Regions from separate parts of the Homo sapiens genome. Here region 1 is linked to region 2. The links are chromatin loops, found by intact Hi-C in ENCODE. Cell type or tissue: PC-3. All regions are shown on one strand. Each heading gives the region's core, and the rest is flanking DNA. Links, peaks and the distances in the headings are about the cores only. Region 1 overlaps NEDD4L (NEDD4 like E3 ubiquitin protein ligase). Region 2 overlaps NEDD4L (NEDD4 like E3 ubiquitin protein ligase).

Region 1 (5,379 bases), core at 142-5,141, 77 kb after region 2:
GCGACAACCTGACGTGGGCTTTATAAAGTCTAAAAATAGGTACTTGCAGCAGAATGGTTTCTTTAGAGAACAATTTTAAAGATTCCCAGGAGGTGTCAGCTGTTCACCAGATATTGGATGAGGATAAAGGCTTTTGGAGCTGTCAGGGGATCACAAAGCCCACGGTGAGGGCCCCCGAGACAGGTGAAGAAAAGGTCTTGGTTCAAAATCCTGCTCATGACAAAGTGGCCCGGGAGAGAAGATCTCTGATTCAGGACAGCAGCACTCAACAGGAGCTAAGAATCCACTCCTGGCTTCTACCTTGCCACACAGACTAACTGGAAGACTATTAGGCCATGCAATCATTTTCTCTAGAAAGACAATGAATTAACCCACTTTCAAGACTAACAACTACAGATTACTTGTGAAGAGACAGTCTTCTCCATAATGCAGGCATTAATATGCATCTGCTTAGCTTCCATTATTCAAAAACAATGTTGGAGGCAGGTAGGTTAGTGCAAAGCCCTGGCCACCAATGTGCTGTTATATGGAAAGTCAAGGGCAGAAGCTGTGGGACCAGAGCAACACAGGGCTTGAGAGTGTACTGGGGCCAGATTCAAATTGGACGTGCCCCACGGCACACTGGAATACAGGCCAGGACAGAATTAGGAGCCCCAAGGCTAGTCCTGCCTCCCCATGTCACTTCAGGTCCTTGAGGGAACAAGCAGCCTCCCAGACTCTGTTTCCCAGTCTGCAGAGGTGGACCCACTCGGTGGTTCCTGACCCTGGCCACCCACATCTCACTCCAGGCCAAGGAAGTCACTTGCTTTGGACTGAGTCTTGGCAACAATATGTTTTTGGAGCTCCCAGGTGACGCTAATGCTGGGACAGGCTTGAGCACCACTGGTGCTAGGGTCCCTTTGAGCCCTATGTTCTGTATGCACATTTTCACTCATCTCCGTTTTCTCCCAGTAGGCCAGTGAAGAGGTGTCTGATGAAAGGAGAAATGAGGTGCTGGAGGACCGTCCTGTGGGGTGGCCTGGGCATCAGGCACAGGTCCTGGTCTCAGCTGGACTATCGCTGAACAGAGGCGTTGGCCGCACATCCCCTTGGAAGGACTCTTTGCTTCCACATTCGGAACACTGTCCTGCTTTTGTTCAAACTCCTTTCTTTTAGCCCTCAAAATACATCTCACATCCCTACCATGAAGTTTTCCCTGGATCAAATGGAGGCAAAGTAGCGAAAAATGCAAACAAGAGATAACAGAGACTCAAGCACATTCCCAGCTCTTTAGAAAGTTAGAACTGAAGCTTCCTGAGCTAGCAGCACATTCATATTCTCTCTCCCTTGAACTCAGACCAAAGAGAAATGAAATGCACATGGGGGTGGGGGGCGGTGGTGAGGATTTTCTGATGTTTAATGTGATTTCCATATTTGCTTTCAGAATACAAGTTCCGTCTGCTTCTTTTTTTATGAGAAAAGGAAATCGTGCATTTAATCGTCTTTGAATATTACTAATTTTATATTTCAAGTATCTGGTAATTTGATTTTCATAATTAATCTTAACACGTATTCAGAACACAAAAAAACTCAATACCATGTGAAGAGAAGGGAAACAAAAAAAGTCCTATTTTCATCTACTACAGAAAATATTAAGTCAAAGGTTTATATGTAGTGAAGCATACTGGATTTAAATCCTAATCATGTATTTTTTAGATTTAAATTTTTTCTTTATTGCTCTTCTGATTTATAAGAACCTAAGAAAAGGGTTTCCCTTCTTACTCCTTCTTCCCCGGTCCCTGCCCTCTGCTGATTTTCCTTCCAAAGGCTGCCCTTCTTACCCATCCCCTGCCCTCCAGTACCCCACCTGCCTGGTTCAGTGATTCAGTGAGCAATAAGTGCAGAAAGCCAATGCCCAGAAGATTAACACAAACTTGTCAGGTTGTCACAAAGTTTTTCTGGGTTCTCCAGGCCCCTCTAGAGCCAGCTCATTTGAAGCAGACAACTGCTGGCCAACAAAGACTGGAAGCCACGGAGACAAAGGAAACCCATTTTTCTGAAGACCCTCCGTGGGGTCTTGAAAAGCCTGTGCACTAGGCTTCATGCTCGGCCCTTCCTACTGAGTGGCCTTCTCCACTGCCTGCTGCTTAAAGGCTTTCCAAGCACCTATTAATTTCAAAGATCACTTTCCTGCGTGAAGACATGCCTGAGAGCATGAACAAGAGTTCTCAGACTGAAAGCAGAAAACCAAGATTCTTAATTAAATGATCAAGTGAGAACCCGATCATTTACTGGTGGTGTAGACCAGTGGCTCCCAGCTCTGGCTTTCATTCCAATCACCTGAGGAGCTGGAAATGCCAGGGCTGCAGACCAGCTGAATCAGAAGGCCTGGAGGCAGGGCCTCAGCATACCAGGTGACTGGCGTGCAGTGAGCATGAGAAGAGAGTCTATGCAAGCATACCGGAATGCAGCTCCAACTCCGGCACTTAAGTCTGCTGTGACTTCAGCAAGATGCCTAACCTTTCTCATCCTCCATTTTTCTCATCTGGAAAATGCCAATAATAATCCTTACCTCCTAAGAGTGATTGATGACTATGATTTAATTATGCCATATAAAGCTACAGTGTCTCAAAATACAGTAGGTCTCAGCCTCTGCTGCCTCATGTATAAAATGCCAATCAGAATAGAGAGAATGATCTGCTGGGAGTGTGAAAAGGAAATGAAGACAGAAGGGAGTGTGACTCACACATTATAAAAAAAATATGAATTCACGATGGGCTAGAGGCCAATTTACAGAACATCCCATTCTCCTGCTCACATCAGGGGTAACTCAACACAGCCCAATAAAATACAGGCCGTAAGCTCTGCAGGAGCCACCATCTCTCTCTGCAAATGCCAGCCTAGGGCTGACATCCAATGGAGAAAATCAGGCTGAGAATAAAACCTGCAGAGGGCAGAGGGAGTGGGGGAGAGAAGGAGAAGGGATGCTGATATCTCAACACAGGTTCAAACTGTTGTTTAATGGACGCTTTTCTGTTGTTTCTAATCTGCGACTCCGTCAACTAGGGAATGTATGTTCTTGTGCATCCTTCTCTGTTCCCGTGTGCATACGTATCCTTCTCTGTGTGCGTGTGCATATGTATCCTTCTCTGTGCGCGTGTGCATACGTATCCTTCTCTGTATGCGTGTGCATATGTATCTGTTGCATCCTTCTCTGTACGTGTGCATATGTATCTGCTGCATGAACTGGCAGAACTGGGAGTGCTGGGTCTAAGAGTACAGGCATTCATCATTTTATTTTACTTTTTAATTTTAATTTTAATTTTTTTTTTTTGAGACAGAGTTTTGCTCTTTTTGCCCAGCCTGGAGTGCAATGGCGCGATCTTGGCTCACTGCAACCTCTGCCTCCTGGGTTCAAGCGGTTCTCCTGCCTCAGCCTCCCGAGTAGCTGGGATTACAGGCATGCACCACCACACCCGGCTAATTTTGTATTTTTAGTAGAGATGGGGTTTCACTATGTTGGCCAGGCTGGTCTCGAACTCCTGACCTCAGGTGATCCACCCGCCTAGGCCTCCCAAAGTGTTGGGATTACAGGCGTGAGCCACAGCACCCAACCAGGCATTTGTCATTTTTATACATATTTCCAAATAGCTAGAGGTTGTACCCACTTAATTGCCCTCCAATGATAGTTTAAGGGTAGCTGTGATAGAAACTGGTAGTATGTTCCTGCTTGTCTGTTTTTACACTTTATATAATATACATATATTTTAGGACATATTCATCAGTGTGGTCATTCATAGCTTCTCCAGTTTGGGGTTGATGAAATGAAACTGCTTTAAGCCTCTTTTTTAAAGACGTGTGGACACCGGGAGTTTTAAAGTGTTTCATACGGAACAGGTACCATTCCCTTTGAAATCTGTTTCTACTAATGGTGCTAATTCCAAGCTCCCTACCAAAAGCTTACAGGGAAGTGAGCTACAGTCTGGGGTAATCCAGCTCCCACGGTCCGATCACAATTAAGACCTCCCTGTCATTCCTGTGGCACTAAATGCTAACCAGGAACCTGTGCCCACTGTTCAGCTGCACATTTGCACCATACTGCTGCTACAAGTACAGTGCCTTGAGAGCAAGGACCATGACTAACGCCGTGCACGCCTGGTGCTGATGAAACTGTAAACAAATGGCCTAATTCACCCTCCCTCGCAGGGTTAGGTCCTGTTTGGGAAAAAGGGTGAGCAGCACTTAGGAGAACACTTTCTTTTCTTTTCTTTTTTTTTTTTGAGATGGAGTCTCGCTCTGTCGCCCAGGCTGGAGTGCAGTGGTGCCATCTCGGCTCCCTGCAAGCTCCACCTCCTGCGTTCACGCCATTCTCCTGCTTCAGCCTCCCAAGTAGCTGGGACTACAGGCGCCCGCCGCCATGCCCAGCTAATTTTTTGTATTTTTAGTAGAGACGGGGTTTCACCGTGTTAGCCAGGATGGTCTCGATCTCCTGACCACGTGATCCGCCTACCTCAGCCTCCCAAAGTGCTGGGATTACAAGCGTGAGCCACCACGCCCAGACAGGAGAACACTTTCTTAAACCCAAAAACCAAGACTTCATGAACAAACATTTCTGGACTACACTGTGTTAATCCTTTACAGAAACTTTATGAACTGATCGGTTTCTCTGGAAAACTTCTCCAAGCCACCACTCCAGGGATGGCTTAGGAGGTAGGATAATAATCCCTACCTCCTAAGATGACGGATGCTAGTGCCCGGCATGATTGACTCCAGGTGCCCAGCAAGGCCTCTCGGTAATCTCAGCAGCACCTCCAGTGAGGCTCATCAAAACCATCTCTGCTCCATTTCAAAACCACACCAAGCAGGCTGCTGGTGGAAACCAAGAGCAGGAGAGGAGGGTAGAGAATCCCATGACTTCAGAACGTTTCTCCTACAAGACGTGACCCCACAACATGGCAATTCCTAAAAGAATGGTGACACTAAAGCCAGACACCCCTACCAGGACACCCTCATTCCCTCCTACCAACAGATTACATCCTTAAGGCCACAAAACACAAGCCCACTTCCTTTAAGTAATGGGGCGCGATCTCGGGTCACTGCAACCTCCACCTCCCAGGTTCTCGCCATTCTCCTGCCTCAGCCTCCTGAGTAGCTGGGACTACAGGCACCCGCCACCACGCCTGGCTAATTTTCTCTATTTTTAGTAGAGACGGGGTTTCACCATGTTAGCCAGGATGGCCTTGATCTCCTGACCTCATGATCCGCCCGCCTTGGCCTCCCAAAGTGCTGGGATTACAGGCGTGAGCCACCATGCCTGGCCTTAGAAGTCTTAACAGCGGAAGTTAAAATAAACAAAATAGGCTGTAAATAGGAAAGAGGGTAGAAGTTAAACAAAAATAA
Region 2 (5,379 bases), core at 293-5,292:
ATTTAAAATATTCATTTCTTTAGTTTTTCTTCAGGATAAATTCTCCCCTGTATATATAAACAGTTTCTTTATAAACTCCATAAATAAAGCCTACTTAGTTGGATACAGTGTCTCATGCCTGTAAACCCAGCACTTTGGGAGGCCAAGGCAGGAGGACTGCTTGAGGCCAGGGGTTTGAGACCAGCCTGGGCAACATAGTAAGACCCCCATCTCTACAAAAACTAAAAAATTAGCTGCGTGTGTTGACATGTACCTGTGGTCCAGCTACTTGGGAGTCTGAGGTGGGAGGATCACTTGAGCCTGGGAGGTGGAGGTGGCAGTGAGCCATCTTAACGCCACCGTACTCCAGCCTGGGCAACAGAGCAAGACCCTGTCTCCCTCCCTCAATTCCCCAAAAGAAAGCTTCATCCTCTCTGTTCCAGTTATGATCCTACACTATGATGTTATAATGAAAGTGACAATAATCCATTGCATTCCTGGGTCTCTGCTACCACCATTAAATGGCAGAAACTGTGCCTTGGTATTTCCTTGTCCTCAGCATGGCCTGGCAGGTGTTCAGAGAGCAGCTTTGTGGAAGGCAGGCCAGCAAGGAAGGAATTCATCCAACTCCACATTTGATGGAAAAGAGAGGAATTGTTTGTGATGACAGCCACACCCAAGAAATCTTCAGCAACGTTTCACATGAAAAATAATTTGCTGAAACCTGCTAATAATGAACAAGGCAATTTGGAGCCAATATGACCACCACATCCCTGGGAGGCACATCTACCTTCAGTCTTTCAATGAGGCCCCTCCCACTGGCCCACTGAGACAAATCTGGTCACTTTTCAGCATCTAGTTCCAGTCTTGCCCCTCCATGACACAGTTCCTGTCCCTCCCAGCCTGTGCATAAGCAATCTGTCACCCAATGCCTTGCTTAGTGCCTGCTATCAGGAGTAAGGCTTCTTCTGCTAGGCAGGCCTCACCTCAGCTGTCCCATCTGTTTGTGAAACTGAAAGCTCTATAAACCAAGCTCCCTAAGTATTTATATGTCCAACGTCAAGAAGGATAGGGCTTCACGTGCAGTGATTATTCAAAAATAATTATTTCATACTCAAGAGAGAAAAAGAATATTCTCTATTACTGCAAAAGTAAAGCTCTCAGGGTTGGTAAATGGGTACGAAAATACGGTCAGATGAAGGAGTAAGTTCTAGTGTTCAACAGCACAGTAGTCCATGTCCTCAGCACGACAGTTAATAAGAAGTTACTATACATTTCAAAACAGCCAGAAGACAAGATTTGGGATGTTCTTAACACACAGATGCCACAAATGTCTGCAGTGACAGATATTTCAAATATTTCAGTATGTAATGATTTGATCATTACACACTGTATGCATGTTAACAAGATATCACATGTACCCCCATAAACAGGTACAAGATATCACATGTACCCCCATAAACAGGTACAACTATTATGTATCAATTTTTAAAAAGGAAAGTTCTCACTTTCCTCATCTTTAAAATTAAAGGAACTGGCCAGCATAATTTCCAAGGCAACTCACAGCTCTGCAAATCTGTGAATCTAACATTTAAAAATGACCCCTGCATACATTAGCTGGAGAAAAATGCCATACTGCAGAATGCAGGAGCTTCTCTTGCTAATATAATTTCAACCGAGGGTGCAAGCAGGCCGGAGGCACACTGTGTCCTTAGCATTGCTGTGTCCTTAGCCTTGGCATTTGGGCACCTAATAATGCGTGCTAATGTGTATAACATCGTTTCTGGATTTTATAAAAGCAGATAATTACCGTAGTAAGAAGTTAGCAAAAAAGATAATTACTGTAGTAAGAGGTTAATTCAACTTAAATATTCAAACTAAATTAAAATATTTAAAGTTTTATTACAACTTAATATCTCTTTTATTCAAGTGGAAAAGCATAATCAGTAAGGTCCTATGGAACAGATACTATGCTTAAGGCATTTTAACTCATGAGGAAGACCATATAAAAGAAGCCCAGAGGTATGCTGATAGTTTCCAGTGTTCAACTGTGACTAATTCCTTACAAAGTTTAAGAGTCCATGTTAGTTCTGCAATGTAACTCCTAGCCAGAAGACCTCCTGGATTTGAAGAAGTGCTGGATTGTTTGGTTGGAGCTTAATATACATTATTACATTTCAGTATTGCTGGTTCCACCCCACCTTTTCTATTCAACTCAATTTTTAAAATCTGGACCAAAACAGTTGTTTTCCTTCATGAGGTAACTACCTAGCCATGCATTTGAAAAGAACATGAGAGAGAGAAAAAAAAAAAAAAAAAAGCCTAAGAAGTAGGATTTATTATCACGCTTGAAAATGTCAAGGAAATGGATGAGTTATGACATGTGTGAGTCATTAAATGTATTTTAAAAGTCTACCAGCTCTCGAATGACCAATAGAAGAAAGAGAAACTAAATCTATCAGAAACGATTTGAATTTCAAAGTATTTAACATGCTTAATAACAACCCCAGCCCATCTAACCCCCAAGAAAGAAGTAAGCAAGATAATGAGTGATGATGTGGGTTGCAAGTAGGCTCCTCAAAGTTATTATACAGGGAAGTAAAAGTCACTTGACTCACTGTGATCTACAAAAATTAAGTCACAAAAGAAGGCTGTGTAAACTCTAGGAACCTGTGAAAAGCTGATCTGCCTGGGGGAAATTCCAGTCTCTTGCTACCTGGAGGAATTTACTCTGCTCTGCTTACTGGATACGTGGCATAATGCTTAACATTAAAACAAACACTGAATGGTTTCCAGAAATAGGGAGGTTGTGCAGGCACTTAAGGGAACCAATACAAAGTTTCCGAATACTAAAGTGTAGCAACGAGTCAAATCAGAGATAGGAGGGCCCCCTTCCAGCTCAATTATGATCCGTCCTTTTATTTGATTTCATGACCTGTCCCTTCACAGAGATTTAATCACTGTACTCAAAAGTGTCAGAACAGTCCACAGTTCTAAAATTGTCAGGGCATAAAAAACAGGCTTCTTGAAATACAATTGATTCCATCCTCCATCCTGAAAGAAACTAAGCTTCCTGTCAAAACATGGTGATGCCTAGAGACCAGGAAAGTGCCCGTTTAGGACATGGCATGAAACCAGCCAGGACATCAGGGGCTAACTTTCAGGCCCACTCACATCAGGCCACCTGTCTCACTGAGTTACTCATTTATTCTCCTCTGTATCCTAGTTGGCCCAAGGAAGCCACAGCAGAATAATCAAGAGATTCCAAAGGAGAACTCCAGTGAGAACATTATGCATTCAACATGCTCACTGAGAGAAGATTATTTCTTTTCCTTTTTTTTTTTTTTTTCCTGAGACAGAGTTTCACTCTGTCGCCCAGGCTGGAGTGCAGTGGCACGATCTCAGCTCACTGCAACCTCCGCCTCCCGGGTTCAAGAGATCCTCCCACCTCAGCCTCTCAAGAAGCTGGGACTACAGACAGAGGCCACCACGCCTGGCTAGCTTTTGTATTTTTTGTAGAGATGAGGCTTCGCCATGTTGCTCAGGCTGGTCTCGAAGTCCTGGGCTCAAGGGATCTACCTGCCTCAGCCTCTGGAAGTGCTGGGATTACAGACATGAGCCTCCGTGCCCAGCCAGCATTTCTTAAAAACATTTTATCACAAATAGAGACAGAAGTCCAGGGCCTGGCACTGGAATGTGGTGAACGAAGATTATTTCTAAAAATCTTTCAATAATCTCCACCTGCCCAGAAATGTATAGACATTCTGCAATACCTGCTTTTGCTAATATTTAACACATTCCGTCCTTTGGCCTTCTTAATTTTTTATTCAGAGTGGGGCATACGCAGCAGGTGAAGGCTGTTTTGGTGCTCTCCTTTGTGCAGGACATGGAATATCATGCTGCTTGGTATGAACTAAGAGAACTAGAAGGTTGCAGACAGGATGATAACCTGTCCGAATAATCACCAGCCAACTCTGAGGTGGGTTTCCAAAGTTTCCTTTGACATTTACAGAGGAAATGTAGACATTCTGGTACCTTTGTGTAGAATCAGCAATTTCAACACCACCTATGAATTTCCTGCTTTTTCCCATTCTTGCAAATGGCTTAATATAATTAAGAGTTAAAAAGGTAAAAACGTATTTAGGATAGCTAACCTGTATCGCCCACAGTAATATGCAGGTAATTATTTTTATTAAAAAATGTGCTAGATCATTGACAGTTGCACAAGTAGCATTACCATTTAGATTCGCCTCAACTATACAGAAATATTCATCAACTATCCAGAAACCATTCAACTATCCAACATTTATTACATTTTAAGGTAGTTTTTACATAAAGTAAATTTATTCTGGTACTGTGAACTTTTATGAAAAGATAGCAAGTTTCTTATCAGTATGTATTATAAAATTAGAGATTTATTTCAATGACTAGGAATTCTGCCACCAGGCTTAGCCAAGAGAAGCAGCTGCACCATTTATGAAAACTCTCTAAAAGACAGTATCTTAAAATAAGACATATTCCCAAATATCTCCCTCATTTTAAAGTCATACAATGTGGAAATTTTGTAGATATAACACTATATTGTTTCTCAAAAGCCTCAGTCTATACCAAAGTAACAGTAGACTCAACCACTGGAAATATTACAGCAAAATGACATGGTAAAAAATATGCTAGAAATGCAAGCCAAAATGTTATAAGGCTTCAAAATCAACACAGTAAATATACTTACGAGTCCTTTTCTATAATGCATAGTTCAGGAAGCAATTCTTTTCCAAGACTGTATTTGGTGTTAGGGACAAATACTTAGGAAAGATGAGATGACAACAGAAAGAGCATCAAAGCTATTTATTAAACATTTCCAGGTATGCCATAAATGCATGTTGTCCTTGTGTTAAATGCCATACTGATCAAAAAATGGTTGTTCACAATTAACCTAATTAACCTGCTAGGGGAAAGACTTGTATATTACAGATACCTGGTTCACGAATCAGGTACTTCCATGGACACTTTCATTTAAACCTAACTATGAACCTACGAGCTGGACATTTTTATCCTCAAATTTACTGATGAGGAATAGGCTTAGAGAGGGAGTCTAAGTACTCCAGGACCAAAAGCTAGTGAACTGCAGAGGACGGCTCTTTGGATCCCCAAAGAAGCCTTCTCTCACCTTCAGGCCAGTGCTGCAAGACACCAAATGAAGTTACCACCTCTAAACTTTTCAAAAAAACTGTCACATCACAGGAAGCATTAAACTGCTTTTTGGCTTAACATATACTTTTTAATTGTGCAAATATACACACACACATAAATACACATTCCCATTATAGGTGCACAAAGTGGTATCATAGTATACACTATGATATACACATAATGTTATTACACCTAACAACGGTATCACAT

What was found. Hi-C counts contacts between places; a loop is a spot of excess contacts. Peaks named below come from ENCODE experiments on the same cell type or tissue, not always from the same donor. Only the 100,000 strongest peaks of a DNase experiment are listed, where the experiment ranks them.
Region 1: it touches region 2 in a loop (3-fold over the local background); 4 of 110 quality-filtered maps call a loop at or near these places.

What each region holds. Positions count from the first base shown.
Region 1 is chr18:58,183,808-58,189,186 of GRCh38, reverse strand. The region is part of intron 2 of NEDD4L (NEDD4 like E3 ubiquitin protein ligase); the gene reads right to left. Among named protein-coding and RNA genes, the nearest start is that of NEDD4L, 140 kb to the right of the region's middle. In PC-3, for the core only: no CTCF peak of the experiment used is centred there; DNase peaks (open chromatin) are centred at 2,406, 2,726 and 4,146; H3K4me3 peaks cover 910 bases; H3K27ac peaks cover 1,799 bases.
Region 2 is chr18:58,260,581-58,265,959 of GRCh38, reverse strand. All of the region lies in intron 5 of NEDD4L (NEDD4 like E3 ubiquitin protein ligase), which reads right to left. Among named protein-coding and RNA genes, the nearest start is that of MIR122HG, 180 kb to the left of the region's middle. In PC-3, for the core only: no CTCF peak of the experiment used is centred there; a DNase peak (open chromatin) is centred at 2,679; H3K4me3 peaks cover 1,742 bases; H3K27ac peaks cover 3,112 bases.